Linked DNA regions of Homo sapiens: all the other regions are linked to region 1. A link is a loop called in an ENCODE intact Hi-C map of the cell type or tissue named here. Cell type or tissue: B cell. All regions are shown on one strand.

Region 1 (8,000 bases):
TGCCTATAGTATTCAATACAGTAACAGGCTTTACAGGTTTGTAGCCTAGGAGCAATAAGCTATACCATATAGCCGAGGTATGTAGTAAGCTGCACCCTAGATGGTATCATTAGGTTTGTTTAGCTACATACTATGATGTCTGCACAACAACAAAATCACGTAATGACACATTTGTCATAATGTGTTCCTATCATTAAGCAATACATGACTGTATGTGGGTACTATTACTGTTTTCTAAAAAGCATCTAAGCAAGCATTTAAAAAAATAAAAATACAGTTTACAAAATTAACTTAGAGTAACAAAGTTAGCACTTTTCACTGGCAATCAAACAGAAATATAAAAGTTAGCAACAAATCTGACAATTAAATTCCCTATGCCAAGCCCATACGTGGTAGGTAGATTGGCCCCGAAGAGATGACCTAATCTCTGGCAACTGTGCATGTGTTACCATACATGGCAAAAGAGACTGCAGATGTAACTAAAGTTAAATCCTTAAAATAGGAAAATTATCCTGGATTAACTGAGTGGACCCAATCTAATCATGAGAACACTTAAAAGCAGAGAAATGTTTCCAGCTGTAGTCAGAGAAATGCAGCATAAGGATAAATAAGAGAGATTCAAAGTATGAGAGGAACTTGACTCACCACTGCTGGAGGAGCCACATGGAAAGCATGAGAAAGAATTCAGAAAGCATCTAGGAGCAAAGACTCATCCCCCATCTGGCAGCAAGGAAACAGGGACTTCAGTCCTTCAAGTGCATGTAACCAAATTCTACCAGTTGGAACCTGGGTGAGCCTGGGAATGAATCCTCCCCTAGAGTCTTCAGAGCCCACTGCAACTGACACTTAGATTTTGGTCTCATGAGACAAGGTTTAGAAAAACCAGCTGAGCCCAGCTAGACTTCAGACCTATACATCTGTGAGATAATAACGTGTTGTTTTAAGCCACAGAATTTGTGGTAGTTTGTTATAGCAGCAATAGAAAACTACATGTATTAGCATTTTCTTAATTTATATTTCATTCTAAATATCTTTAATTTGTCAAGGTGGATTAAAAAATGAGAGGCTATATTACCACATTTCTAGCTTTTCATTTCCTCACATTAATTTTGTCACTAAAATGGAAACATAATGCTTGACTAGATTCTGACCATTGAAAAATACCAATTTTTAATTCATGTTAGTCTTTTACTTTTAAAAATGTTTTTTAAAAGCCATTTTCTCTTGGAATATTTTACATGAAAAGTATGACTCAAGTGAGGGTCTATCTATGCAAAGTAGAACTGAGTGTTTCCGACATACGTATACATTACATCTATTACCAGCTGGTGCTCACAGGGTTTTGCGGGAAGGGGACAGTGTTAGAATGCTACATGAGTTCATTTCTTTTATATATTCATATTAAGTGTATCTCCATCTGCTGAAGTACTTCCATTGGCATGGATGAAAATGTCAGTTGAGTGAATTCCAGGCAATTCTCCAAGGTAAGAAAGTTAAACAAGCGAAAAGGGCCAACACATATAAAGAAGGAACTTATCTTTTTAGCAAACGCTATGAAAGCTTTCGGTGTTTTTTTAGAACAAGCAGACATTCTTAGGAAATAATTAAAATAATCTGTCATAGAAAGTAACTGATGAGGTACTGATAAAATTAAGTGGAAAAAATCAGCTAGAGGAACTTGTACTGATTTATCACTTCCTGGAAACTGGGGCTAGTAATGTAGTTCATTCAGTATGCAATCCTCTCTATTAGCCTCTAACATTTAAGAACTATAGTTGCTTTTGGTATGCGGGTTTTAAAAGGGCTGAGTAGCCTAGGACAGTGCTTGTCAAATTTCTCTGGTCAAGGATCAATTTCTTCTTCATTTTTAAAGAAACTTTCTAATCGATTGCAGACCAATAATTTTGTAAAATATAACAAAAACATATTACTAGAAAAATGAAACAAAAAACCAAGACACAAGGTTTGTGAATGGCTGTGCCTAGCACATGTGGGTGCTGAAATATGTTTAATAAACAGACACCACTTTCAGAAAAGCTGGTTCAAAAATGGATAGGTTTTCATCAGAAGCTTCTCAACAAAAGCACCTGGTATATCCAGATACTGAGAGTAGGCAGTACCCTCAGACATCTTGTAACAAATAAAATTAAATATTTAATGAAGCTCTAGGATGCATTACATTTTCTTCAATTAGAGAATGACAGCTAGGCAATTTAGCAGTATTAAAGGATTAAATAATCTCTGATTATTTTTCCTGCTATTGTGCTTTTTTGTCCTAAACCCTAACTACACTTAAACATAGATGAGAAATCAATATGAAGAATAGTACAAAAGTCTAATAAAGGTGAACACCGGAATCTATGTTAGAGGGTTTTCACTTGTTCCAAATAACATCTAAAAAGTCTTAATTTTCATTTCCTTTTACACAGAGGATTTTTCAGTGTAATAATGCACACTTGCATGTAGCTTAAGATTCTTTTTTTTTTTCTTTTTGAGACAGAGTCTCGCTCTTGTTGCCCAGGTTGGAGTGCAGTGCCGCCATCTCAGCTCACTGCAACCTCTGCCTCCCGGGTTCAAGTGATTCTCCTGCCTCAGTCTCCTGAGTAGCTGGAATTACAGGCGCCTGCCACCATGCCCGGCTAATTTTTGTATTTTTAGTAGAGACGGGTTTTCACCAAGTTGGCCAGGCTGGTCTCGAACTCCTGACCTCAGGTGATCCACCCACCTCGATCTCCCAAAGTGCTGGAATTACAGGCCTGACCCACTGTGCCCAGCCTTAAAATTCTTTTAATTATATACTTAGATGTACGTTTTATATTTATATATGTATTGAAATTATATATTTCATAACTACCTGTATTCAGTGTAAAGTGAGGAATGCATTTAATACTTTCACACATACAGCATTTCCTGTTTAGTCTCATATCAAGCATAAAGCCAATGACTGCTTCCTCTTCGCAGAATAAAATGTAATAATAGCAGCATTCTAATGCAATCTGCACTGATGACAGCAGAGGGCACTGTCATATAAAATAACTTTTTTTTATTGTGCATAAGAATTTTGTGCATTATTGAACACTAGTTTTCAAGAGGCTAGGATTTCTGTAAACGGTCTTATATACCAAAAAAACTAGAAAATCTCTATTTGTGTGAGCATGAAGTGACATATTTTAACTGATGAATTGAAACCTGAGTCATAAATTATAAAAAGAAAAATTAATATAAAATTTACTGTTTTTCATAAGTTAGCATACTGAAACTTTTCTCATTCTATTTCTACTACTATATGATGCCATTTATATGAAGTCAAAAAAATAAAAAATATATTTATTATAGAATATTTAGCTTATAAAACTATAAAGGAAAGCAAGAAAGTAATTACCATAAAATTCAGGGTAAAAGCCAAGTTGTGAATACAACAGGAAAGTTCTTGAAGGAAATTCAAAGTGCTAATCCAGTGAACACATGAATAATAAGGAAGCGAAACAGTCTTATTGCCGATGTGAAGAAAGTTTTAGTGGTCTGGATAGAAGACCAAACCAGCCACAGCATTTCCTTAAGCCAAAGGCTAATCCAGAACAAGGCTCTAACTCTCTTCAACACTACAAAGGCTGAGAGTGGTAAGGAAGCTGCAGAAGAAAAATCTGACGCCAGCAGAGGTTGGTTTATGAGGTTTAAGGAAAGAAGTCATCTCCATAATATAAAGGTGCAAACTGAAGCAGTAAGGGGTAACACAGAAGCTGCAGCAAGTGATCCTGAAGATCTAGCTAGGGTTATTGATGAAGGTGGCTACACTAGCTAACAGATTTTTACTGTAATATTAATGATCATTTGGCAGTATTCCCTGTGAGCCAGTGGTGACAGTGGCCATGGGGCGACACTCCTCCACCTTTGGAAAGGGGAGAAAAGACTGGAAAGGTCTATGTCTTGTGGTCTGAGTTACAGCTCAGACAAGTCAGAACACCAGCTAGACTTCTAAAGTTTTTGACTCTAGTGTCAGGCTCCCAGACAGCACCTCTGGACTTTTCCAGAGTCTAGTGGAAATCACCACCCTGCAGGGAAGAACACAGGCCTGGATGGCTTTGCCACTTGCTGATTGTAGAGTCCTAGTCCCTCAAGTGAACATAGGCAGTATCCAGGGGGTGGTTATGGAAGGCCTTGGGCAAGACCCAGTGCTGTGTTAGCTTCAGATGTGACCCAGCACAGTCCTAGTGGCGGTGGCCATAGGGTTACTTAGTTCACTTCACCCTCAGCTCCACGGGGCTCAGCAGAGAGAGAGAGAGATGTCATTTGTTTGGGAGAAAGTGAGGGAAGAGAACAAGAGTCTCTGCCTGGTAATCCAGAGAATTCTTCCGGATCTTCTCCAAGACCATCAAGGCAGTATCTCCAGAAGTCTGCAAGAACCAGAGCATTACGGGGCTTCGGGTGCCCTCTAAAGCAGATACAGCTTAGATCACAACACCTACGTCCTTCTGAATATCTAGAAAGCCTTTCCAAGAAGGACCACTACGAACAAGCTCAGACTGTGAAGATTATAATAAATACCTAATTCTTCAATGCCCAGATACCAAAGAACATCTACAAGTACCAAGGCCGCCTAGGAAAACATGTACCCACCAAATGAACTAAACAAGGCACCACAGACCAATACTGGAAAAAGAGATACGTGACTTTTCAGACAGAGAATTCAAAGTAGCTGTTTTGACAAAACTCAAAGAAATTCAAGATAACACAGAGGAGGAATTCAGAATCCTATCAGATAAATTTAAGAACAAGATTGAAATAAAAAGAACCAAGCAGAAATTCTAGAGCTGAAAAATGCAACTGGCATACTATTGAAGAATGCATCAGAACTTTTTATGGCATAACTTTTTATGGCAGAAATGATCTAGCAGAAGAAAGAATTAGTGAGCTTGAAGACAGGCTATTTGAAAATATAGTCAGAGAAGACAAAAGAAAAAAGATAAAAAAGCATCCCTACAGGATATAGAAAATAGTCTCAAAAGGGCAAATCTAAGAGTTATTGGCCTTAAAGAAGAGGTAGAGCAAGAGACAGGGTTAGAAAGTTTATTCAAAGGAATAATAACAAAGAGCTTCCAACACCTAGAGATAGATATCAATATCCAAGTACAAGAAGGTTATAGAGCAGCAAAGCAGATTGAACCCAAACAAAAGTACCTCAAAGCATTTAATAAACTTCCAAAGGTCAAGGATAAAAACATGGTCTGTAATAAAGAAAGGATCCTAAAAGCAGCAAGAGAAAAGAAACAACACACAATTAAGCTCCAATATGTCTGGGAGAAGACTTTTCAGTGAAAACCTTACAGGCCAGGAGAGAATGGTACGACATACTGCAAGTGCTGAGGGAAAAATCCTTTCATGCTAGAATAGTATATTCTGCAAAAATACCTTCAAACATGAAAGAGAAATAAAGACTTCCAGACAAACAAAAGCTGAGGGATTTCATCAACACCAGACCTGTCCTACAAGAAATATTAAAGGGAGCACTCTAATCAGAAAGAAAACGATGTCAATGAGCCATAAGAAATCATCTGAAGGTAAAAAACTCACTGATAATAGTAAGCATACAGAAAAACACAGAATATTAAAACACTGTAACTGTGTCTTATCTTAAGTAGAAAGACCAAATGATGAACCAATCAAAAATAATAACTACAACTTTTCATGACATAGACAGTATACAACAAAAAATTAAAAAGCCAGAGGATAAAGTTAAGGCATAAAGTTTTTATTATTTTCTTTTTGCATGTTTGCTTGTTTATCCAAACAATGTTCAGTTGTTATCAGCTTAAAATAATGGGTGATAAGATAGTATTTGCAAGCCTAATAAGATGCAGTATTTGCAAGCCAAAAAACATAAAAGATACACAAAACAATTAAAAGCAAGAAGCTAAATCAAATCACTGAGAACATCATCATCACAAAAAGGAAGAAGAAAAGAAAGAGAAGACCACAAAACAACCCAAAAAACAAATAAAATGGCAGGAGTAAGTCCTTACCTACCAATAATAATATTGAATGTACATGGACTAAACTCTCCAATCAAAAGACACAGACTGGTTGATAGATTAAAAAAAAAAAAAAAAGACCAAATGATCTGTTGTGTACCAGAAACACATTTCACCTATAAAGACACACGAAGACTGAAAATAAAGAAATGGAAAAAGATATTCCATGACAATGAAAACAAAAAGAAAACATGAGTATCTATATTTATTTCAGACAAAATAGATTTCAAGACAAAAATTGTTAAGAAGAGATGAAGAAAGTCACTATATAATGATAAATGGGTCAATTAAGCAAGAGGATATGACAATTTTTATGCCACCCATCACTGGAGCACCCAGATATATACAGGAAACATTATTAGAGCTAAAGTGAGAGATAGGCCCCAATACAATAATAGCTAGAGACTTCAACACCCCACGTTCAGCATTTGATACGGTTTGGATTTGGGTCCTCACCCAAATCTCATGTAGAATTGTAATCCCTAATGTTGTAGGAGGAGGTGATTGGATCATGGGGGCAGCCTTCCCCCTTGGTGTTCTTGTGATAGTGAATGAGTTCTCATGAGATTTTGTTTAAAAGTGTGTAGTACCCTTCCCCTTTTCTCTCTTTCTCCTGCTCCAGCCATGTAGGACGTGCCTGCTTCCCCTTCATCTTCTGCCATGAGTGTACATTTCCTGAGGATTCCCCAGCCATGCTTCCTGTACAGCCTGTGGGACTATGAGCCAATTAAACCTCTCTTCTTTATAAATTACCCAGTCTCAGGTAGTTCTTTATAGCAATGCAAGAATGGACTAATACAGCACTGGACAGATCTTAGAGACAAAAAATCAACAAAGAAACATCAGACTTAATCTGCACTATAGAAACAAATGTACCTAATAGATATTCATGCAATATTTCCTCCAAGAGCTGGAGAATACACATTCTTTTCCTCAGCACATGGATCATTCTTAAAAGTAGACCATATGTTTGGTCAAAAGACAAATCTTAAAATATTCAAAAAATTAAAATAATAAACATCTTCTGTGATCACAATGGAAACTACAAATCAATAACAAGAGGAATTTTGGAAACTACACAAATACATGGAAATTAGACAATATGCTCCTGAATGGCCAATGGGTCAATTAAAAAATTAAGAAGGAAACTGAAAATTCTCTTAGAACAAATGATAATGAAGTACAACATACCAAAACCTATGGGATACAGCAAAAGCAGTACTAACAGGGAGTTTATAGCTATAAGTGCCTACATCAAAAAACAAGAAAAATTTCAAATAACCTAATAATGCATCTTAAAGAACTAGAAAAGCAAGAGCAAGCCAAACTCAAAATTAGTAGAAGAAATACTAAAGATCAGAGCAGAAATAAATGAAATCTAAATTAAAAAAATATTGACTGGGCATGGTGGCTCACGCCTGTAATCCCAACACTTTGGGAGACCAAGGCGGGCAGATCACGAGGTCAGGAGTTTGAGACCAGCCTGACCAACATGGTGAAAGCCCATCTCTACTAAAAATACAAAAATTAGCTGGGCATGGTGGCATGCACCTGTAATCCCAGCTACTCAGGAGGCTGAGGCAGGAGAATCACTTGAACCTAGGAGGTGGAGGAGGTTGCAGTGAGCTGAGATTACACCACTGCACTCCAGCCTACTGCACTCCAGCCTGGGTGACAGAGTGATACTCTGTCTCAGAAAAAAAAAAAAAAGACAGAAAGAAAATAATACAAAAGAGCAATGAAACAAAAAGTTGTTTTTTTTGAAAAGTTAAACAAAATTGAAAAATCTCTAGCCAGACTAACAAAGAAAAAAAAAAAGAGAAATTCCAAATAAATAAAACCAGACATGAAAAAGGAGACATTATAACTGATACTGCAGAAATTCAAGGATTATTAGTGGCTACAATGAGCAACTACATGTCAATAAATTGGGAAATCTAGAAGAAATGGACAAATTCCTAGACACATAAA
Region 2 (8,000 bases), 120 kb after region 1:
CGAAACTCTGTCTCAAAATAAATAAATAAATAAATAAATAACCAACCAATGAACAAAACAAACAAAAAAACCAAAGCAAAACAAAAAAACTTTATACGGTAAAAAGACAGCAAAAATAGATTTTTGTTCAAAGAAGAAAAGATATACTGCCATTGTTGTGGTTCTGTAGATGATTTTAGTCTCTGGCTCCTCAACTGTGCACTGAAGTGTAGGTTGATTTCAACCATGGCTTCTCCAGCTTCAGTCATTTATCGAAGCTAAAACCATAGTTTAAAGATACGTGAAAAAACAGAGCAAGTGGAAATTAAGCTTGATTATGGTCTTTCATGTGTTACTTTTGCTATCCTTGATTGTGTATTTCTGTTGGATCAAACACTCCTATGTTACTGCTTGGCACCATAATGAATCAATATATATTCCAAGTGGCAAGAGGTAAGTTGAGAAGGAATATGAACCAATGCAACAAAATGCGCATAATACAGTGACAATAGTATGGCCAATCAATCTTGGAAATTACCCACTTGTTTAATTTTGAGCAACATGATCTAGCATTAATGTAATCACACTCTAAATCAGACAATGTAATTATGAAGACTGAGAGAAAAATGAGTCTGCAACTGAGGAGAAAGAAGACAAAGACCATGTCCTCTTCCTCTACCTATCAAAAGCTTTAAAATGTTTATTTACTCACACATCCTATTCCTGATAATGTTTCAAAAGAAAACAGTAGAAAAGGCTGGGCATTGTGGCTCACGCCTGTAATCCCAGCACTTTGGGAGGCTGAGGTGGGCGAACCACGAGGTCAGGAATTCAAGACCAGCCTGACCAGCATGATGAAACCCCGTCTCTACTAAAAATACAAAAACTGGCTGGGCGCGATGGCTCCCGCCTGTAATCCCAGCACTCTGGGAGGCTGAGGCAGGCGGATCAGGAGGTCAGGAGATCGAGACCATCCTGGCGAACACTGTGAAACCCCGTCTCTACTAAAAATACAAAAAAAAATTAGCCGGGTGTGGTGGCAGGTGCCTGTAGTCCCAACTACTCGGGAGGCTGAGGCAGGAGAATGGCATGAACCCTGCAGGGCGGAGCTTGCAGTGAGCGGAGATCGCGCTGTTGCATTCCAGCCTGGGCAACAGAGCAAGACTCCGTCTCAAAAAAAAAAAGCAAAAAAACCCAAAAATTAGCCGGGTGTGGTGGGATGCGCCTGTAGTCCCAGCTACTCGGGAGGCTGAGGCAGGAGAATCGCTTGAACCGGGGAGGTGGAGGATGCAGTGAGCCGAGACCGTGCCATTGCACTCCAAGCCTGGGTGACAGAGTGAGACTCTGTCTCAAAAAAAAAAAAAAAAAAAAGAAAAAGAAAATATGTTATTTACCAAGATGTCATCTATCATATAACATGAAATATAGCACAATCATTAAAATACTGCCATTAAAGTGATATTAAACTAATAACATGGGGTAATGTTAAGAAAAAAAGTGAGACATAAAATTTTGTATATGTTGTATGTTAAAAGCTAAAAAAACCAACATAATACATAAAATGTAAGAAAATATACAAAAATGCTAATCCAGATATAGGTAATATTGAATTTTCTCAACTTTTTTTGTAGGTTTTGTAAGGACAATTAAAATTTTAAAATAAGAAGCATAATTCTCCCTGCTGAAAATAAAAGATTTTCCTTCTCTTCTTTTTATCAGAGAATTTATTCTAGAAAGCTTCTAATTTTAAACATAATTATCCTCAGTATCTGTGAGCGATTGGTTCCAGGCTCCCCATGACCCCTGGGATACCAAAATCCAAAGACGCTCAAGTCTCTTCTATAAAATGGCATAGTATATGCATGTAACTTACACACATCCTCCTGAAGACTTTAAGGCATCTCTAGATTACTTATAATACCTAATACAATGTCTACATATCACTTCCTTTGCATGGACTGAATGTAGTACTTGGTATATGGCAAACTGAAGTTTTGCTTTTTGAAGCTTTGTGGAATGTTTTTTTTCCCCCCAAATATATTTGATCCATGGTTGATTGAATCCACAGATGCACACTCCTGGATACAGAGAGCCCACTGTACTCTCTTGGTTCATTAAAATGTGTATAAATCATTTTGAAGACTAGATAGGCCCTTTGTCAGCCCAGGAAGGTCTCTCTCAATAATCTAGGAACAATGCCATTGAAATGTACACAACGAGGGAGATAGCATCCTTAATCTCCCAGTTTCTGTGGGAGGACAGGAATCTAACTTCAGTGGAAGCCAGGCTCCAGAACTACCTTCTGTCATAAAAATACGAGAAGTTTGTTTTTCCCCGGACAAGGTCAATTAGCTAACAGGAACGATCTCCTCAATTTCCAGGTAAAGTTAGGATGAATGATGTTTGCAAATAGGGCTGTCATGTTGTCTTACCTGAGAAATTGTTATTTATCTTGAAAACACGTATGTAATGCGTTGTATCTGCTGGGCGATATAAGGGGGTATGATTACTTTCTGTTTTTGGAATCTCTTAATGGATTACCTGTGATGTACCTCACATTCTGGCTTAATGTTTATTCAATAATAAAAGTGCTTTCTTTACTACCTTTATGGAGAGAATTTCTGGGTTGGGAGAAGATTATCGTTCTAATTATATTTATAATCAAATAAGTTCACATTGATATAATGAGCTTTATTATGCTTACAATGGGAAATATACTTTATAATTATTGCCTTTTTTCCTATTTGATGATTTCTTTACCTTTTCGTTAGCAATAACTATCACCACTTTATTGGTTTATTCTACTCTAAGCTCTAAGCTCCCTTCCACTTCCAATTCTTTTGACTCACAGACTGTCTGTTCCAGTTTCTTCTCAGCTTCACAACATAGTTTTTAAGTCCGGGAAACACATCTGTACTATCTTGTACAACTAGGAACCCTGCTAGTGTCCCATGTAAGTCAACTGAAAGCCTTCCCTATTTTCTTTCTTTTTTTTGAGATGGAGTCTCGCAGTTGTCGCCCTAGCTGGAGTGCAATGGCGTGATCTTGGCTCATTGCAACCTCCGCCTCCCTGATTCCAGCAATTCTCCTGCCTCAGCCTCCCGAGTAGCTGAGATTACAGGTGCACGCCACTATGCCTGGCTAATTTTTGTATATTTAGTAGAGACAGAGTTTCACCATGTTGGCCAGGCTCGTCTCGAACTCCTGACCTCAGGTGATGCACCGCCTTGGCCTCCCAAAGTGCTGGGATTCCAGCTGTGAGCCATTGAACCCGGCCAGCCTTCCCTATTTTCAAAACAAGGACTTTATCACTAGTTCTAGTTAGCCCTTCCTTTGGTTTCTGCTTTCTGGTTTTAAACTATTCCTTTTTTTTCTTTTGTTTATCCTTTAATTCTCCCTTGAGTGCTTTGAGCTGCATTTTATACTTAATGTGCATAGATTTTGTTATATAATTTAATATTCAAACTGGGACACTTTTGAGAGTGAAAAGGTGGGGTAAATAATTACTGGGAAGTTATGCCGTAACCAAGACTGTCCTAGGCAAAACTGGATGTATGTAGGCAAAAGAATCTGAGGTTGGGAGTACCTTTGACTCAAAGTAGTGATTTAGTGTAATAAACCAATCAAGTGGTTATGAACTGATTGTTAACACAAAGATAGGTAGGTAAAGAGATAGATAAATGCAATATTTGGAGTATTGGAGTATATTTATTTTAAAATATTTTTGTTGTTTATCTGAAATTAAAATTTAACTGAAGATTCCATATTCATATTTGTTAAATCTAGTAACCCCAGATGCATGGTCATCATAAATATGTTTATTGAAACTGTTTTCCTCAAGGATGGCAATTTCTTATTCATCAGTAGGGTGAATAGCTCAGCATTTACAGTATATTATTTAACATAAGTTAATAGGCTAAACACCATAAAACTAACAAATAAGGCTTATTAATTTAAATGACTAGAAAGAAATATATTTATACCATAAAAAACATAATTTCTTATTTTTAGGGGAAAATTAAGCTAATCTAATTAGGACTCTAAAGGATAAACATAATTTGAATGGCTAAATAAAATAAATCATATTGTCTATATCTTTAAAATTTTTTTTTCTCTTTTCATATATCTGTTCTCATAAACATTTTGAATAGAAAATACAAAAATATTATTACCATATAAAAGTGATCTCATTACTTTTTTGGCATTCTACAATATAGTAACTTTTTCCACTACAGTCAAAAGATGCCTATTTGCCAGTAAGTCTTCTAGAATTCTCAAAATTTTCTTTCTCTTTCTCTTGGCTGTAACAGTTCACAAGTACAATGAAAGACTAAGTCAGATGGCTGGCGTTGGTGACTCACTTCCTCCCCCTTTTGGTAGTTTAGCTAGACACCCGTCTGAGTCAGCTTAACCAAAGAACAAACAAGCAGATACAGTGCCTGAGTTCTGGGGCTCCCCCTTTGTCACAAGGCTGTTTTCAGTGTCCCATGGCATTGTTAAAGAAAGCTCTCCTTGTTACATTGTCACAATGAAGTAGCCTACCCCTCTTACTCTATCAATATGTAGAGTGGTAGTACCAGGTGAGGCATTCCTAGAACTCCTTCCAGGAAGCATCCAGATCCCCCTTCTTCAGCATGTCTCTCTGCAAGATAACACAAGCCAATGGGATGCTGTGTGCTTTGCTGTTTTCACTGCCGATATATTTGCTATATTCCCCAGGACACCCACTTTACTTTTATGCCTATGATTGCTAATTTTGTGTGTGTGTGTTTGTGTTGTGCTCCCATTACATGACATATACTGTCTGAATTAGGTGAAGATGGCAGTGGTGTAATTTCAGACCAGAGCTGCCTTTTAATTGGACTTTTATGAGACACAAAGGGCTTTTTACCCCATGTCCAGACTGAAATAAAAAAATTCAATCACTTCATTACAATAATTTGTAAGTCATTCTTTTCATTCTGAAAAATCTCCCTTTGCACTTTATAACATTTCAGAAAGTAGAACTGTTTTCATTTCTTTGTTTGTTTGTTTTTGAGATGGAGTCTTGCTCAGTAGCCCAGGCTGGAATGCAGTGGCGTGATCTTGGCTCACTGTAACCTCTGCCTCCCAGGTCCTGGTTCAAGTAATTCTTCTGCTTCAGCCTACCGAGTAGCTGGAATTACAGACACATGCCACCATGCCCAGCTAATTTTTTGTATTTTTTAGTAGAGATGGGGTTTCACCAGGCTGGTCTTGAACTCCTGACCTTGGGATCCGCCTGCCTCAGCCTCCTAAAATGCTGGGATTATAGGCGTGAGCCACCAGGCCCGGCCCAGAGAGTTGAACTGTTAAGGAAAAACATACATATTTATCTAAAATATATATATATATATTTTACTTAAGAATATATGTATTTTGAGATAGGATCTCACTTTGTCACCCAGGCTGGAGTGCAGTGGCACAATTACAGCTCACTGTAGCCTTGACCTACCAGGCTCAAGTGATCCTCTCATCTCAGCTTCCTGAGTAGCTGGGACTATATATAGGTGCATGTCCCCATGCCCGGCTAAGTTCAAAAAATTTTTTTTTCTAGATACAGGGTCTCTCTGTGTTGCCCAGGCTGGTCTAAAATTCCTGGGCTCAAGCAATCCTCCCACCTGGGCCTTTCAAAGTACTGGGATTACAGGTGTTATCCACTGTGCTTGACCAAGGAAAATAATATGTATTTCCCTCTTAAAATGAATTCAAGAGTTTTTTGGGTTTTTTTTCGACGGAGTCTCACTCTGTCACCCAGGCTGGAATGCAGTGGCGTGATCTCGACTCACTGCAACCTCCTTCTCCCGGGTTCAAGTGATTCTCCTGCCTCAGCCTCCCGAGCAGCTGGGATTACAGGCACATGCCACTACGCCCGGCTAATTTTTTTTTTTTTTTTTTTTGAGACAGAGTTTTGCTCTTATTGCCCAGGCTGGAGTGTTATGGCGAAATCTCAGCTCACTGCAACCTCTGCCTCCTGGGTTCAAGCGATTCTCCTGCCTCAGCCTCCCAAGTAGCCGGGATTACAGGCATGTGCCAACACATCTGGCTAATTTTGTATTTTTAATAGAGACGGGATTTCTGCATGCTGGTCAGGCTGGTCTTGAACTCCCGACCTCATGTGATCTGCCCGCATCGGCCTCCCAAAGTGCTGGGATTACAGGTGTGAGCCACTGTGCCCGGCCTAATTTTTGGTATTTTTAGTAGAGATGGGGTTTCACCATGTTAGCCAGGATGGTCTCGATCTCCTGACCTCGTGATCCACCTGCCTCAGCCTCCCAAGGTGCTGGGATTACAGGCATGAGCCACCGAGCCTGGCCTAAGATTTAAATAATTATGGAATCTTTGTTAAATAAGCATGAAAATTTTAGAATGTAAATTTCAGAGTTAGAAAAGAAATATTAGGTAAGTGAACATATTTACTGGTCTTGTAAATTATTTTAGGAGGACCTGGGTTACAGGCAGTTGCTTAAGGCACATATGTGAAATAAAACTTAAGGAATAGCCCTCAATGCTTCATGAATCTCCTATCCTTCCCCTTTCCTCTTTGGAATGGGTTGAGTACTTTTATGGTGAAAGTCTTATTCCTTGCTCTTTTCCTTCATATGACAAATTAATATCCTGAGCATAATATTAAAAAAAAGCAAACCAAACCTGTTTATTCTCTGCTCTGGCAGTTTGACATTTCTGTGTAGTACCCTCTGCCAAGTTGAGCTATAAATCCTCTGTGTTGATTTTACTGAGAGCTGTAAGTAAATGATACTTCTATATTTGGGGGATAATTTTATTTTGCTTTAAAATATTGAAATAAACAGAAAATCACCCAACAGACACTATCTTCTATCATTTTTCCTATAGTTTAAGGCATTTTAAAATCAAATGTTATTTTCGAATATGTTCTGCAGAAACACTTGGATTTTCCCCACTTGCCTTTACATACTTTGCTGTGTGTGATCAGGGCTGGGACATTACAAATTCTATTTCCTTGGCTCCTTTGGTACTGGCAGAAGATCAGAAGAATAAAGGAAAAGAGAAGCTTCTGGTTTCTAGCATATACCAGTGGGAAATACTGGTAGTTGTTGTTATGGCATTGGAAGTCAGATGATTTCACACTTTTTTTTTTTTTTTTTTTTTGAGACAGAGTCTTGCTCTCGCCCAGGCTGGAGTGCAATGGCGTGATCTCGGCTCACTGCAAGCTCTCTGTCCCGGGTTCACGCCATTCTCCTGCCTCAGCCTCTCAAGCAGCTGGGACTACAGGCGCCCTCTACCATGCCCAGCTAATTTTTTTGTATTTTTAGTAGAGACGGGGTTTCACCATGTTAGCCAGGATGGTCTCGATCTCCTGACCTCGTGATCCGCCCGCCTCGGCCTCCCAAAGTGCTGGGATTACAAGTGTGAACCACCGCACCCGGCTGATTTCACACTTTCAAATTGAAGCAGAACTTTTCCATGTGAAATGGTTCTTATTCAGTGTTCCAGAATCAGCCAACAGTGCAGCATCAGGTGTGTGTTCCAGGCCAGGATCATTAGCAGTTTCTAATCTCTAGGTATTATTTCCACTTCCTTCTTGCTCCCCTGTCTCCCATCATCATTTTGTTCTTCTAGATATTTTAGTACCTTTGTTTCCAATTTCCTGTTGTAATGTGTTTAAATTCTTAGTGTTTCTCTGTTTTCCTAACTGGACTTTGACTGATAAAAGTACTGATGAAAAGCCACTAGAAATCCTACACTACAAATAGAACATATGTCTTTGACACCAGAAGAAAGAGGCACCTCAAAAATGATGCTCCTTTTCTAAGAACGTATAGCGTTTCACAAAAGAATGAGGAACTACATTCATGTTTCTGAAATGAAAATGGGAGTGGTGTGTCATATTTTAAGCTCAACACAACTTCCTGGAATGTAAATTTTACTTGAAAATTTGTATTTAAAGGACAATATTTATTTCAATCTTGAAATTTTTGGGGCAGATGATTTTACTAGTGAATTCTACCAAAGATTTAAAG
Region 3 (8,000 bases), 240 kb after region 1:
TATTTCTCCTCCACATATCAGGCAGCTGCCATTTGATCTGTATACTAGCCAGCAGAGGAGCGGCTCTGTACAGATCCAGATTAGCTTAGGGTATGTTCCTGCTGGGTCTAAAGGAGTCATAAAACCAACAAATAAATCCTGAGGTTCTCTGTGGCCCTACCCTGCTAGCTGTGTCCCCATTTTAGGATTCTGCCTTCATAAGCAGCTCATTGCCATAGTGGACTCCAAAATCCAACATCTTTCCAGAGAGAGAGAGAAAAGACAGAGAGATATAAACACTAAGAGAAAGAGATAGAGGGAGGAAGGGAGAGAGAAGACAGACAGGGAGGGGGGAGAGGAAAAGAGAGAGAAAGAGAGGGAGAAAGAAGACAGACAGATTGAGAGAGAGGTAGGAATATCTCCAAATTGGCTTATTGCTTTGAGGTTCTGTACTGGATTAGAACCCCTGGTAATTTCTGCTACGTACTTTAGTCTTGGATTTCTGAAAATTTAGGTACCTGGGAAATATATGTTAACACTATCAGTTTACTGTATTTTTAAAACATGTTTAATTAACATATTTTTATTTTTATTATTATTATTTTTTGAGACAGAGTCTCATGCCACTGCACTCCAGATGTGTTGCCCAGGCTGGAGTACAATGGCATGATCTTGGCTCAGTGTAACCTCTGCCTCCCAGGTTTAAGTGATTCTCGTGCCTCAGCCTCCCAAGTAACTGGGACCACAGGCGCATGCCACCACGCCAAGCTAATTTTTGTATTTTTAGTAGAGACAGGGTCTTGCCATGTTGGCCAGGCTGGTCTTGAACTCCTGGCCTCAAGTGATCTGCCTGCCCTAGCCTCTCAAATTGCTGGGATTACAGGTGTGAGCCACTGCACCCAGCCAACACCATCAGTTTATAAACATCAAATTAGGACCTCTATAAGTTAATAGAATAAAGTTATACCACTCACCTACCCTCAAAACTATTAAAATCCCCACTAGGAAAATGTCTGGGAGGACTGAAGTATCTAGATTTTTAGGATTGAAGTTGTGGTTTTAAATGGCAATACCTATTTTCAAAGTGCTTGAGTTTTTTGGGCAGGTGTATCTCTCTCTCTCTCTCTCTCTCTTTTTGAGAGACAGTTTTCCTCCTTGTCGCCTAGGCTAGAGTGCAGTGGTGCCATCTCGGCTCACTGCAACCTCCGCCTCCTGGGTTCAAGCGATTCTCCTGCCTCAGACTAACGAGTAGCTGGGATTATAGGCATGCGCCACCAAGCCCGGCTAATTTTTGTGTTTTTAGTAGAGACGGGGTTTCACCATGTTGGCCAGGCTGGTCTCCAACTCCTGATCTCAGGTGATCCGCCCGCCTTGGCCTCCCAAAGTGCTGGGATTACAGGCGTGAGCCACTGCACCCGGCCCGTGTATCTCTTTAAGATTCTCGCTCCTGTAATCCCAGCACTTTGGGAGGCCAAAGCATGCGGATCACCTGAGGTCAGGAGTTGGAGACTACCTGGCCAACACGGCGAAACCCCATCTCTACTAAAAATACAAAAATTAGCCGGGCGTGGTGGCGGGGGCTCTGTAATCCCAACTACTCAGGAGGCCGAGGCAGCAGAATTGCTTGCGCCCAGGAATCAGAGGCTGTAGTGAACTGAGAGCTTGCCACTGCACTCTAGCCTGGGCGACAGAGCAAGACTCTGTCTCAAAAAAAAAAAAAAAAAAAAAAAAAGATTCTAATTAGTTCTAATGAGCCAAAGCTTTGAACTTCTCCTTATTTCGTCTTCTCCCTTCTTTGCATTTTTCCTCTTTTGGTGTTAAATGTATAGCTGGGAGTTAAACTTGAAATAGACCACGTGGGTAAGGACTTAAACAGCTCCACTATTCCTCAATGGACAGAATGAGTGAGCAGCTTCTGTCAGCCCTTAGTTTACCAATGTGAATAAAACTGCTCCCATGCTGGCATTTGATACAGGAATGGGAAATTAAACTAATTTTTAAGAGCTAGAGTAGCATCTCTTTCTCACCTGGGAAAGAATTGGTAAGAATTGCATTGGTTAAAGTAACTAAGCCTAGTCAAAGTAGCTGGGGCAAAAGTGAATATTTATTGGAGAAACGCCTTCTTATCAAGTTTGATTAAAGAAGTACATGAATGTGGCTGCGCACGGTGGCTCATGCCTGTAATCCCAGCACTTTGAGAGGCCAAGGCAGGTGTCTCACCTGAGGTCAGGAGTTCAAGTCTAGCCTGGTCAACATGGTGAAACCATGTCTCTACTAAAAATACAAAAATTAGCTGGGTGTGGTGGCGTGTGGCTGTAATCCCAGCTACTCGGGAGTCTGAGGCAGGAGAATCGCTTGAGCCCAGGAGGCAGAGGTTGCAGTGAGCCGAGATTGCACCATTGCACTCCAGCCTGGGTGACAGAGTGAGACTCCAAAAAAAAAAAAAAAAGAAAGAAAGAAAAAAAGAAAAGAAAAGAAAAAGAAAGAAAGAAAGAGAAAGAAAGAAAGGCAGAAAGAAAAATAATATGAATGAATAATCAACTCCTGGAAGAATGACATCATGGCTTCCAGGAATAGCTGGAACCAGGGAATCAACATGATCAGGACTCTCTCCCACCGAACCCCCCACTCTCTACCTCAGTATACTGTCTGTGCTCCTCTCTGCTTTTCAGTTTCATTTTTTTTTTTTTTCCTACTCAAGGGCAGCTTCCTGCCCTGCTTCCTCCAGCATCTGCATTTTACATTGTGCTGCTCCCACTACCAGGGATGTACTAGCTACTCCTAAGTACAGTTTGAAAAACCCTGGGGAAAGATTCTGAGTCACTTTTTAGGTTATAGGCTTACCTTTGGTATATTCAGGCAACATCAAGAGGCTACATGGGGGATTGTGCACTACAATTCATAGATGAGGAAACTGAGGCACAGAGAGGATAAGCGACTTGTCCAAGATCACTCAGTTACTATAATATTATTTGATCAGTGTCTAGAGAAGATATTAAATATTAGTTATAATTAAATCTGTGATCATTAAAAAGCCATTTGGAAAGAGCTTGAAGCAGAGAACAGCACAATCAGGGGAATAGACTGTATTTAATGTTGTATACTACCATCTAGTGATAATCTAGAGAATTTCAGCATTATACATTAAATATGTATTTAATATTCGAAGTTTTATTTTTCTTGATGTAATCTTTACAAATGTATCATAAATTGGCAATAACTATATAACCACATATTTACATATTTTATGGGCCCAGTAAGAGAATAGCAGCCATTTAAAGGATCATTTCAATTAATGTTTTCAAAACCCACGTTTTTAAGGTGGATGTCACAATAACTTTGAAATTTAGAAAATTTGGGATAAATTATCTTGCATAAAATATTCATTTGCTCTCATTTTATGGTATGAAATGAACCAGATGTCAAGGTTTGCAACAGATAGCCTGGTATGTGAGCCTTCTTCCTAGGAGACAAATAGGTGCTCTTGAGAATGAGGCAAAACATAGTTAAATAAGTGGTCTCATTAGCCTACCATCTGGAGGGCATGCTTGCTTACTCCAGGGCCAGCCCTGAGAGCTGCTGTGCCACTTTGGTACTAGGATAGGAAATAGGGAGTCACAGGGCTCTAAGCTGGCAGTCAGCTTGGTTCTGAATCCACATGTTCACTCTGTACCCAACAAATATTTTAATACAATGTAGCCATGTTCCCCTTTCTTTTACAAATGTGTGATTTACAACAGCGGGATTCTAGCATTTATCAGGTCTACATAGCACAACATAATTTTAATGTGAGGGATTCCTGACAGGCTTATATATTAAAAAATTGAGCACTCAACCATGAATATTTTAAAGACTATATTTAGTCCAATATTATTTGATGATATTTAGTATAAACTGACATTGACTTAGAAGATATAATATTTCATAGTGTATGTGATCAATAAGCTTGTACTGGGAGCACTAGATGTGTACCAAGGTCTTTTACATATCTTTAGAAAATTCATCATATCATGACCCATATCCCTGGGAGCTGGCTAATATTTACAAATCCTCAGTTATTTGATGAAGTTTTTCAAACCTTGATATGATCAACAAGGGAAAAAGTCATGAAAAAAGAGGTAATTTGAACATATTTTCTTCCCTTGACGTAGCAATATTTCCTGGTGTGTGGAAATATTATTCTATCCGTCCTCAGGTGAGAAAGAGCTGCTACTCCAGCTTGTTAAAAAAATTAGTTTAATTTCCCCTTTCTGTATCAAATGCCACCATAGGAGCAGTTTTTAGTCACATTGTAAACTAAGGGCTGATGAGTGCAATCCGTTGAGTGGTAAGATTTAAAATCAGACATATTTTGAATATAAATCACAGTTTTACTGAGGTAAAAGGTTTTTTTAAATGGAGTCTTAAAATATAAAATGTATACGTGTAGTCATTAACATATTTTCTTTAGTATAGCCATGTGGGTGATATATTTTAAATATATCTGGAATATTTATTGAAATCATCCGGCTTCTTAGCAGTTATTTAACAATGTACCACATTAATGACAATTCTAAGAATGTTTCATTGGAATATAGAAAGCAATATTGCTCCCCTCCATCTCATTCCTTCCTTCCAGAGTAATCCGTAGGTGTCCTAGAAATCTCCTGAGATTCAGCAAGAATCAACATTCACATACACAAGGCTCAAGATCTGGGGGAGCCTGAAAGAGTGGCATTTGGTCATAGTGCCCTGATTGAGGAAAGCGTACTGGTGGGTTTTCCTGCATCCAAGCAGGATGCAGGATTCCTGGGCCTCCTGTAGGCATATTTACATGGGCTTGCATATTACAACCGAATGAACACTATTATTCACCAATTCTTCATGGCAAGACATAACTTACACTGTTCTTGGCAGTAACCAGGAACAGCTTAGCAAATTATTCAGAGATGCTAGGAGATAAATCAGCTTAAGTGTTGTTAGAGCATTATTCAAGCAGATGTACTTAAGGCAAAGGTATGTCTGCTCATCTTCGCCATACTGTAAAGGGTCCTCCACCCCCAAGATCTAATGCAGTGGAATCATCTTCCCCAGGTGAGCCTGGGAAAGCTGTGGCTGGGCTTGTTTATTTGGAAGCACAACAGCCTCCATGAAACTTCTACGTCAGGGGTAACCTATAAAAGGAGAGATGAATCTCCGATGCCCACAGGACCCTGGCCCTTAGCAGACTTGGGTTTATAATGAAAATCAGATAAAACCAGAGCAGTCTTGTTTCACAGAGCCTGTCTAGAGTAATTTAAAGAGGGGAAGTGGGGTGGAGAAGATGTGCTTTAATCCATTTTATGGATGAAATCTTTGGTTCCAGGTAGTTTTTTATCCCCTCCATGGAGGGCCATCCCAATGTGTGAACTTTTCAAATGGATGCCTTCTGATGGGGCCCCTAATACAGACAAAATCCCCCACCCTCACCCTGTGGACTTTGCATGAGAATCAACTCCAAACTGCCATGTTCTCTACATACATTTCCCACATTTTCTTCAGTCATTAGTTTCCTGCTGAAAACACACAGAACCAACACCCGCTGGAGAACTTGCTGCTATACATTTGCACACACCTATCCAAGTTTTCTGCAGGACCACAGATTTCTATTCCACTCTATTACCTCTTCTCTCTCTTTCCCCTTATTTGGCATCTGGATTCCTTTCTAAATGTGTCATTTACCAAGAAGTGAACCCACCAAACCTCTTCCTCACCTGGGGAGTGTTGCCAGTGGAGAGACAAGCCTCTTTATTAAACTGCTGTTTCCACCCCCTGAGCCTGAGATTGGGATTTTTGCAACCCTTGATGACCATGTTTCCTGTATCTACCCTTCTTTCTGAGGCTAAGTTTAAGACAAATCTTGGATTAAAAGCCAGCTTTTGGAAATACAACATAAATCACAGGAAGAGGCAGAGACAACTTTAGCTTAGTAACCCCAGGAGACATGAGAGGAAGAGGCCCTCTTAGGTCCTCACTTTCTACTCACAGCTTCACTCCTATCTCCAGAACCTTGGAGATGGATGATATCAGAACACTTCACAATCTGAAGCAGGGCACACTGAAGAGAAGAGGCATAAACCTGTGGCAGGAGCAAGAGGGATCCAGAGACATGTGAAGTTGAGAGCAGAGGAGAGAAGAGATGGTGGGCCAAGAGGGAACATTTGCTTATTGCCTACTAGTCACAGGGTAGGGGCCTACTAGTCACAGGGTAGGTAGGTAGTGGCCCTAAGGCCTTAGCTGAGAGGCCCTGGACCCCTTGATTATTTGGACATGATTCATATATGGCAGGAAAAAGTATTTCTGATATTTTAATATAGGTTAGCAGATGTGATTTAACCTAAATCATATTATTGTTTTACATATTATTCTGGCCTCCTAGTGAGTGTGATGAGGAAAGAGAGGTTCAATACTGAACTCCATTACCCTCCTTTCTACAGTAGCATAGTCCCAGGTTATATGTCTACCTCTATGAAACACCGTATCAATCACGGGCCATCAGTCTCCTCTGGGACTCATCCAGTGCATGTCATGAAGAAGAAAATTGGATAACTACATTTCCAACATGTTTTCTTCAGCCTCAATGCGTGGCCATGAGAGACCACTACTAACATTTACCAGTCCTTTCCTAGCCCTGATCGCCACAAAGCCAGAGCTTTGGGGGACATAAATATCTGAGAAATAAGTGAAGAGAAACACATTTTCAGAGATTCCTGAACAACCCAAATTTCTACTTGTGTCTTTTATATTCTGGTTTCTTCTGACAACTGACATACTAGAATCTGCACAACATTGTGAAACAGCCAGTATCATTAGTTACCTACATAGTATATTCCACTAATCTGTTTTGTATGGTCTCAGGTCCAAGTATTTTTGGGCTGATTATAGCAGTACCATATTTGTTCCAAAGCTAAGAAACATGTATCTGGAGGCCTGTAGTAGAATTCCCTGGAAATATTTCATCTGCTAAGGTCACCTGCAGAACACCAGGTTTCATCATTTACTCTGAATGGGAAGGGTCCCAACATTAAGGACATCCAATAAATTCTAGATTTCGGTGGGTTCAGCACGGAACTCCATTACCCTCCTTTCTACAGTGCATAGTCCCAGGTTATATGTCTACCTCTATGCAACACCGTATCAATCACATGCCATCAGTCTCCTCTGGGACTCATCCAGTGCATATCATGAAGAAGAAAATTGGATAACTACATTTCCAACACGTTTTCTTCAGCCTCAATGCGTGGCCATGAGAGACCACTACTAACATTTACCTATCCCTATCCCATTTTCCCACCTTCACTTCATATATATATATATATACACACATATATATACACACATATATATACACATATATATACATATATACACATATATATACACATATATATACACATATATATATACACATATATATACACATATATATACACATATATATATACACATATATATACACATATATATACACATATATATACACACATATATATACACACACACATATATATATATATATATATTTTTTTTTTTTTTGGCTGAGCAAGGTGGCTCACGCCTGTAATCCTAGCACTTTAGGAGGCCGAGGAGGGCGGATCACCTGCAGTCAGGAGTTCGAGACCAGCCTGGCCAACGTAGTGAAACCTCGTCTCCACTAAAAATACAAAAATTAGCCAGGCATGGTGGCACATGCCTGTAGTCTCAGCTACTCGGGAGGCTGAGGCAGGAGAATTGCTTGAACCCAGGAGGCAGAGGTTGCAGTGAGTTGAGATCGTCTCAAACCAAAACCAAACCAAAACAAAACAAAAAACAAATAATTTTTTTAATGAAAAAGAATCTTCTTTACAAATTAATTATTGGTTTCTGCATTTGGTTACATAACTGGATAGTTTTCTCCCAATTTGGGATTGTTCATCAATATTTTTTTCTAGCATTTTTATATTTACATGTTTTCATTAACTCATTAACATGGATTTTTCTTTTCTTTATAAAAACCTTTCAAT
Region 4 (8,000 bases), 210 kb after region 1:
GTAGATGTTTCCATTATAATCTATGTTAAAGAATGAAAAATTGAAGTTTTTACAAGTAGTGGGTTGGGCTTGAATTTCAATCTTATAGCTTGAATTCCAGTTGCTTAATCTTAGGAAAGTTTTAGTCCTTGAGATTATTATTTTTTGAATGACTGTGCATTTTTGCCTCATATTTTGAGATTATCCTGGAAATTCTAGGGTTTGGAAGAAAAGTGGAGCAGACTGGTGTAGAGGCTTAGGACACAGGTTGTGATTTTGGACTGAGTGGAGAGTCAGCCTGGCACCTATTAGCTGTTTTCCAGGCCTGGGCACTTAACCTCTGTAAAAGGTGTAGCTTCTGCACCTATAAAATGGTGCCTTAATAATCCCTACATTGTAGGATTTTTTTTCCCTTGAGAATTAAATGAAATAATAATGTATGTAACAGTGTTTGCCACAGTGCTTAGTACATACTAAGCACTCGACAAAAGTTAAGAAAAAAAGTAATACGTCTTTCATAAAATGTTTACACATAGCTTTCTTTAAAACAAAGATTACACGTGATCTTTAAATCCCAATGAAGTTAATGCAATGAACGTATACTTATTTGGTTGTGCAAGGAGATTAAGTTAATGTCTAGTTTGCATAGTCAATGAATCTGCCTACAGTCAAACTGAACTGGAGACCACACCTGTCTAGAAAATGCACTTCAAGGTTGAGATTTTTCCACTGGAAGAAATTCTGAAGGAACAATTGCACTTTAAAAAAATGAGATTATTTCATTTACCTCACACCAAACAGGCTGCAAGTTGGTTATCTGTTTTTTTTTTCCCCCTCAGGGAGTCACCTAAGTGGCAAGTGCAGAAAGGAAGAAGTCCTGGAAGAAGGAAGTGGAGTGGACACTTGCTGAAAGAAATCTTAACTCTAGTATCTTCCCAGTGCAGTTCCTATTTTGGGTTTCAACTCCCCCAGAGGAGTCCTTTTAGTGCAGCTCCTGACTGCCCGATTCCACCGGACTTCTCTCAGTAGACAGACTGAAGGGCAGATCAAAGGCTAGAGCCTGCGCTCTGCCACGCCCTTGCTTCTGCCCAGAAGGGAGCCTTCTTCTCATCACCTCTTGAAGAGCCACCTTTGCTCCCAGGAGAGCACACTTAGCTCGTTTGCTGCCAGGCCCTCCACACACTCTGCACTCTTTAGAGCCACCTGCCAGTTCTCTCCCTTCTGAGACCCTAGTATTTTGTGGTTAGCGCTACGAAACTGTGTCCCTAAGGCTCCTTGCCAGTCGCCACTGAAGACTTCTCAGCCTAAAGAGCCCTTGGCCAAAGTCCCCACCCACCGCCCCTGCCGCGCGCCATTGAGCCCCCGCGCCGCAGACCTTGAGGTCCTGCTCCAGGCTGCGCAACAGCTCCCCGTCGATTTCCCCGGTCTGGGCGTAGCGGAGCCTTTTGCGCTCGGCTTTGCGGAGGCGGTACTGCAGGATCCGGCAGTTTTTGTTGGCTCTCTCCAACTCGTGGCGCATTTCCTGCAGTTGACAGGCATCCTCCTCGAAGAAAGTGTCCCTCATCTCGTCCATCTCGGTTCTCAGCTCATCGATCTCGTTCTGAGGCGGTGACAGGCCGCGTGTCAAAATCAAACTCGCTTCCAGCCCTTCCGACACACACCGTACACACCCCATTCCAATTCCAAATTCTCAGCTTTAATTGCCCTCTCTCTCCACGAGACAGGAGTGACAAGGAGCTGAGTACAGAAGAGGAAACTGGGGGAAAAAGGCCCACTTTAGGCCCTCTCTCGTTCTCTTACTCTACCTCTCTCCAGGAAGAAGTGTGACAAACCATTATAATTAGAGAAACGGAGGCCCAGATTTGAATTTAAATGAAAACCTCGCGTTACTGAGAGCAGATTCAAATTCCGGCAAGGCCTAGGAAACCCCCTCCCTCCTTTCTTGTTCTCCTCCCTCTTCAAGGCTCCCTAACAGGTTAGCAGCCTCTGATCCCTGCCGGTACACGCCCTAATCCTCCCAGGCCCACTCTTCCCATCCCCCAGCCGGGTCCCCCCACCCTCCTCACCTTGAGAGTCTCGTTTTCCTCTCGCAGCTTCTCCATCTCCTCTTGCATTTCTTCCTGCTCTTGGAGCTGCTGCGGGTGCGGCTGCGACGAAGGGGGCGCTGCCGCCTGCATGCCCCCGCCGCTCGCGCTGCCCTCTGCGCTCTGCTGGGGGCCCTCCGCCGCCGCCGCCATTGGGGAGGCGGAGGCGACGGCCAGGGTCTCGCAAACGGCAGGGGGGCCAGACACCGGGGAGCTGCGGCTACTGCTGCCGCCGCCGTTCTTAGCGTGCATCTGAGCCGCGGCCGCCGCCGCTGCCGCCCGCTCCTTCTTGAGATGGAACTGGATGAGCTCAGACTGCAGACATCCTTCTTTCCAGTAGCTCCCTCCACCACCGCTGCCGCCCCCCGCAACGCCGCTTCCGGAGTTTCTGCTGCCGGTTCCTGGGGTTTTGCCCGCAGAAGAGGAGGATGGAGAAGGGGAGGCCCCCTCCCCGCCGCTGCCGCCCCTCTGCTGAGCGCGTACGCCTTTCCCTCGCCAGCCCCTGGGCGGCGGCGGCTGCGGAGCGCCCCCCTCCCTTTCCCCGGAGCCGCCGCCGGCTCCTCCTCCTTCCCCGCCCCCTCCTCCCCCTTCTCCGAGCGGAGGGGGTTCCCCGAGTTTCGAGGGCACGGACTCTAGCTCCCGAGGCGGCTCCTCGGGCGGTCCGGGCCTCCTGCCGCCCAAAGCGGCCAGGGTCGCGGCGGGGGCCGCTTCAGCACCAGCCACAGGCTGGACAGCTCCCGGAGCGGCCCCTTTGGGCGCCAGGGGCGTCGCCTTCTCGGCCCCACCTCCGCCTCCTCGGATGCTGGCGGGCGGCCCCGTGCGGCTCCCGGTCTTGTTACCCTGCTGTTGCTGCTGCTGCAGCTGCTGCTGCCGAACAGAATTGAGTTTAGTGCCGGCCCCCACTGGGGACCGGGTGGCCGCGATTGTCTGTCGCAGCGAACTGTCCCTCGGTCTAGCGGGTGACTGAGCTCGCTGCTGCTTTCTGCTGCTGCCCTCCGGGTGCAGACGAGCCTCAGTGGCTGCAGCGGCGGGAGAAGCTGCTGCTGTGGCAGGGGCAGCGCCCCCGATTGGTGGCTGACTCATGGCTATGAACCTACCAGATGCGATTTGGAAGAGCCCATTACTAGATCATCCTCTTCCCTCTTCACCGCCGCCAACCTTCCTTCCTAAGCTGGGACAGAAACAAAAGGAGAGAAGAAGACAACATGTCTGAATTTTTGCAGAGCAAAGGGTGATATTGCTCCATTTGGATGGCGCTTAATAGAAGCTTTGACTTTAGGAATAGGATGCAGGGCTGTCTTTAGGAATAGGATGGAGGGCTGTCAATTCTCATTTTGCCCAGGGTGGCGCTGTCTCCATCTCACTCCACCTCAGCAAAATGACGGATCTGAAAGCAGCTGAACCTTACATTCTCATGGTAGCAGGCTTTGGAAAGGGTGAGATACAGAGTCAGACAGGAATTGATGGAAAGGGAGATATAAAAGAAAAGAGGATAAAGTGGAAAAGAAGCTTCAGAAAGAAAAGATATCCATATATTAGAGTTGTCAACTCTGCTTTTACAACTTTGGCTTTCCTTACCATCAAATCCATATGTAAAGCCTAGTTTACTGGAGAAAGTTTTCATTTAATTAGTATTCCCAAGTTCAATTAGAGGAAAAGGGTTATGATGTAGGGTTCCTAGAGAATATTTTCTACGGATAAATGACACTTTCCCCAGGCAGCTCCAACCCTTAATGTTGTTTTTGGGAAAATGCACCCAACTTCCTTTATAATAGAACTAAAAGAAAATATAAATAATGAATGCCTTTAAATCAATCTCAGTTTCAAGAAAATAATAGCATTAAGAATTGTCTATATGGGTTAGTTATTAGCAACCCAAAAACGTATTTTTTCCCTTTTGGGAAATAATTTTTAAAATACATTTGGAAAAGTTGTGGTCAGTTCTGCAGTTTCCTAAGTTTCTGGTGATGAATTTTCCTATGCTTACCCAGTTTTGTAGTCTTATGAATCACTTTAGTTTTAAGTGTAATTGCTAGATAGAAAATATTTTCATTCTTAGCCATCTTCTTACATCGCATATCATAGGCAAAAGTTGTACTTTTTAAAGTGCCCATTTCCTCCTATATAGCAATTCTGAGACAGAACCCAGAAGGCTGGTGCATCTTCCCTCATGGTGGTAAGATCAATTTCCAGTATGTGTATTTCCAAGATAAATCCGTCACTAGCTTCTTTAATCTGAAAAATAGCAAGTTACTGCCTCATGGGTTCCTCTCCCTAGGGATCCAGGCAGCTAGTCAATTAGTTGCCTTTTCCTTAAAATTATTTCTGTCTAAAGCACTGAAAGGGGCATGACTAGGCATAAATTTCTCCTTTAAAAATATTTGTTCTATACAGAGAGCAGATTACTTTACTGCCAGTTATTTTACTTGCATTATTCTTGTTAACATCTATTGTTAGCATCACAACTTAGCATGCAGTAATTCCTCATTTTATAAAGAAATATTACCGAAGGGTTCCTAATCCACCTCCCTTTCTGTTTCTGGCATCTCCTTCCAACTCACTTTGAAATATAAAGGTGAACAAAGAAGACATCGGGGGAAAATTGCCCACCAACTTGTTTTCTACATCTTCTCTCCCAGTCGCGATACTACTAGAATGTCTGGCCTAGTTTATCATCATGGGTGGCACTAACATGGGCTATCTAACTAACTTATATTGCCAATGCAAACTTATTTTTGTTTTTAATCAGGCAGAATAATTCCAGAGCTGAGAAGCCAATGTTTAAACTCAGCCCTCAGACAGCATTAACCCAGGCGAAAGCTTGTGTTCCAGTAACTGGGCTCCACAATCAAAGGTATCCGGCTGCTGTCACGTGGTTCCCACAAAGTGACAAGATGCTGCATCTCTTCAAGGCTTTCCCGGTGAAAATTATCACCCAACCAACCCCTGCACGGCTTAGACCAACACTTTTAATCTCAAGTTTTATCCGCCTGCTAACCCACCCCATCATTCATCCCCAACCCTTTAGAAATCCAGAACTTGCTCACTTCTCAGCAGAGGCGAGGTTTCCAAGTAGCTGAACAAATCAACAGCACTTTCCTTCTGATATTCCGGGGATCTCAGGGTTTATTATTGTGCCTTTCTGCGCCGAGGAAAGTTCAACTTCATATTATTGTATGCGACTTTCCGGCTGAGCATGACTTTGGGCTCGCTCGCCGCAGTTCCACACCCACTCGATTTCTCCAAACAATGGCGGTAACGTCAAGATTCAGCTGCCCCCAGAGCGGGTGACTTCCCGGCGGTCCGCGGCTGGGCTGGAGCTGCAGCTCTCAGCAGGCTAACACGCGAGGTACCAAGCTGGGCCAGACGCTCCCCAGGAAGTGCAGAGATGTTCATGAGCTGACCTCACCGAACTGGGCAGGAGAGAAGGCGGGATTGCAAGGGACGATAGGGTAGAAGTAACCAAAGAGAGGTTACTTTCAAGAGGAAAGAGAAGAAGGCGGGGAGGGGGACGGGGGACGGGGGTGGGGAGTGGCGGGATAAAGAGACAAAAAGGCCAGAGCCACGCCCGAGATGGAAGATTGGCAGCAGCGCTCAAACTCCTTGCTCTATTCTCTTATCCCGTACTTGGCAGAGGATCCCAAAACCGCTCGAACACGGATGCACTGGTTTCCTGCAAAGCTTTGTCCTGGGTTCGGTCATTCTCCATCAATTATTTACTTGAGCTTCTTTTCCAAGGAGGCGGACTAGAACAGCCTTCCGGGCGTGACTAACATCTCCTGATGCAGCTGGCTGGCGGCTGCTGGGAGTTCTCTTTGTTCACTCACTTTAATTCTCAGTCGAGCTCTACACGCGGTGCTCCCTCCCCACCCCCAGCCCGGGCGGAGTCATCAGATGTCGTTTCCACGAATAGATAATGGTTGCCATGATGGGACCCACCGTCCCACAGACAAAGGGTTCTTGCGAAGCCACGACTAATTTAGTGCAAACCGAAATAAATATCGGCCCACAGAGATCCTTTACAGAACGGTTTGCCTTCAGTACGTTTTCCTGTTTTCTACTGAGTGCCGGTTTCTACCGTGAAAATGAGTAATTGCTGGGATCCATAATCTTTATAGTAGTGCATGCGAACAATAACAGAAACCAGGAAGAATACATTATATCAGCCTAAAAGGGAATTCATTTAAAAAGAGGAGTTCAGAATATACATGTCTTTACAATTTACACTAACCCATACTGTTTCACAGTAATAATATTTTTAAAAATTAAGTGGAATTTTCTCTTTTTCTTTTCAGTTTCTTCTTTCAGTGGTGGGCGGGGGGCATGGGAGCCTCCCTTCTACCTCTAAGAATTCCTTTGTGAGCTTGAGTATGAGAATAAAAGTAAGTACTGCTTTTGAAAGGGCATTTTAAAATTTAATTTGTCTTACATTTATATGGTGATTTTGTAAGTAAAAGGAAGAAGATATCTTGAAATAATAATAGCTTTTTGTGCCAACATGAATTTTGGCTCAAGAGATTCAATTTTCCAAGTGTTGATCTTGCATTAAAAGTGAAATAAAAACAATTTAGGAGTAGTTTGCATAAAAGCAATTATTACAGCAAAATAAAAACATGCTCAAGCTCTGGTTATTCTTATCTTTAGAGACACATAAAACAAATATGATATCACGATAAAATCATTCATGTTCCAAAATAGGTATTAAAAGCCAATTTTGAGCCTGGCACTGTCCAAGGTACTGGGATGCAAAGCTGAATCAAGAAATTGTCCCTGTGCTGGGGACACTCAAGCATACTGGTGAAAACTGAGATAATTTCCTTATTTTCTTTCAAATACCTTTGGGAACAGGAAAAGTGACATCTGTGACATTTATAATAAAAAGCCCACACCTCGACTAGCATACCAAAAATAAAGGAAAAAAAAAAAAGCAAGTGAAAATGTAATCACAAGTTGGTTTGAATTTATATTAGGCAATTTCTTATTATGTACCCAAACTTGAGCTGTAATATCCTCAAGAAATATCAAGATGCACATGTCTCATCCAATCAAAATGGATAAAGTAGATACAAATATTTTTCAGCTCAATCTTTACCAATAAAATATTGATACTGTAAACACAGTCTAAAGACACAGAATATGCATAGTCCTGCTTCTCTAAGAATTTTTACTCTGCTCAGGCATCTATGTTTTGATTTTTTTTCCGAAAGCGGTATCATTTATTTCGTGCAAATAGTAACTTTAAAAAGTAAAATAAATATTAAGAATGGATTATTATGTATCCTTAAATCAAACAATGTGTCTAAATGTTTCATTTTATAATTTAGTATTATGCAATTTCAAGGTTGAAAACTGTAATAATACAGAATAAGTATAAGCAACATTTAACATGCTTGTTTACCCATAAGTATGCCATAAGAAAAATAACTTCTGAATTGGATATTTTCCTGATTTATTCCTTTATTTGCTGGTTAAAATTATATTGCTTCAACTAAGCAAAACTTAAAAATGATTATTCAAAGGCTTTTTTTCCAAGATTTAGAAAGATTTCAGCATTATTTTTACTGTGTTTCAGAAGCAGACAGGCCAATCAGCCTTCTAATGTTTGCTTATAATAATGAGTTATCCACTTCATAGCACAGCAAAATGTGGACCTTCGATCAAGGGAAGAAGGCTAAAGTCTCAACTTGGAAACCCTTAAGAAATACGTAGTTTAAAATTTCCAACCTCCTATTCTCACGACTTTACATCACAATATCTTAATTTATATAGCTTTATATTTTGCAAGGCCCTTTCATTTTGTGTGCTCAAAACAAAGCGTGTGAAGTAGATACTATCTTCTCCACCAAACACAGAATAACTGAGTTTCAGAGATGTTAAGTGACTTCCTCTAGTTAAATTTCAGAATCACAACTTAAACTTGGTTCCTCTTCTCCATCA

The links. Peaks named below come from ENCODE experiments on the same cell type or tissue, not always from the same donor. Only the 100,000 strongest peaks of a DNase experiment are listed, where the experiment ranks them.
Region 2: a loop joins it to region 1, with 14 times the contacts of the local background. A loop is called at or near these places in 59 of 110 quality-filtered maps.
Region 3: a loop joins it to region 1, with 22 times the contacts of the local background. A loop is called at or near these places in 79 of 110 quality-filtered maps.
Region 4: it touches region 1 in a loop (4-fold over the local background); 5 of 110 quality-filtered maps call a loop at or near these places.

The regions. Positions count from the first base shown.
Region 1 is chr6:127,299,924-127,307,923 of GRCh38, forward strand. All of the region lies in intron 5 of ECHDC1 (ethylmalonyl-CoA decarboxylase 1), which reads right to left. Among named protein-coding and RNA genes, the nearest start is that of RNF146, 37 kb to the left of the region's middle. In B cell, CTCF peaks have their summits at 3,045 (motif pointing right) and 3,244; a DNase peak (open chromatin) is centred at 2,988; H3K27ac peaks cover 4,143 bases.
Region 2 is chr6:127,416,295-127,424,294 of GRCh38, forward strand. It overlaps the pseudogene LOC100287856. Among named protein-coding and RNA genes, the nearest start is that of KIAA0408, 39 kb to the right of the region's middle. In B cell, CTCF peaks have their summits at 4,348 (motif pointing left) and 4,551; DNase peaks (open chromatin) are centred at 4,367 and 7,617; H3K4me3 peaks cover 487 bases; H3K27ac peaks cover 672 bases.
Region 3 is chr6:127,536,414-127,544,413 of GRCh38, forward strand. No RefSeq gene overlaps it. Among named protein-coding and RNA genes, the nearest start is that of SOGA3-KIAA0408, 21 kb to the left of the region's middle. In B cell, a CTCF peak has its summit at 3,108 (motif pointing left); no DNase peak of the experiment used is centred here.
Region 4 is chr6:127,513,469-127,521,468 of GRCh38, forward strand. It overlaps MTCL3 (MTCL family member 3), which reads right to left and starts at 5,867. Exons shown (of 7, transcript NM_001400265.1): 1 at 5,111-5,867; 2 at 2,046-3,234; 3 at 1,355-1,579. The coding sequence starts at 3,146. It overlaps SOGA3-KIAA0408 (SOGA3-KIAA0408 readthrough), which reads right to left and starts at 5,867. Exons shown (of 13, transcript NR_174482.1): 1 at 5,111-5,867; 2 at 2,046-3,234; 3 at 1,355-1,579. LOC107986642 (a long non-coding RNA gene) reads left to right here. Exons shown (of 2, transcript XR_001744337.2): 2 at 819-1,832. RefSeq lists an enhancer at 1,339-1,863 and a silencer at 2,551-2,780. In B cell, CTCF peaks have their summits at 3,405 and 3,608; DNase peaks (open chromatin) are centred at 1,473, 2,773 and 3,383; H3K4me3 peaks cover 2,573 bases; H3K27me3 peaks cover 5,716 bases.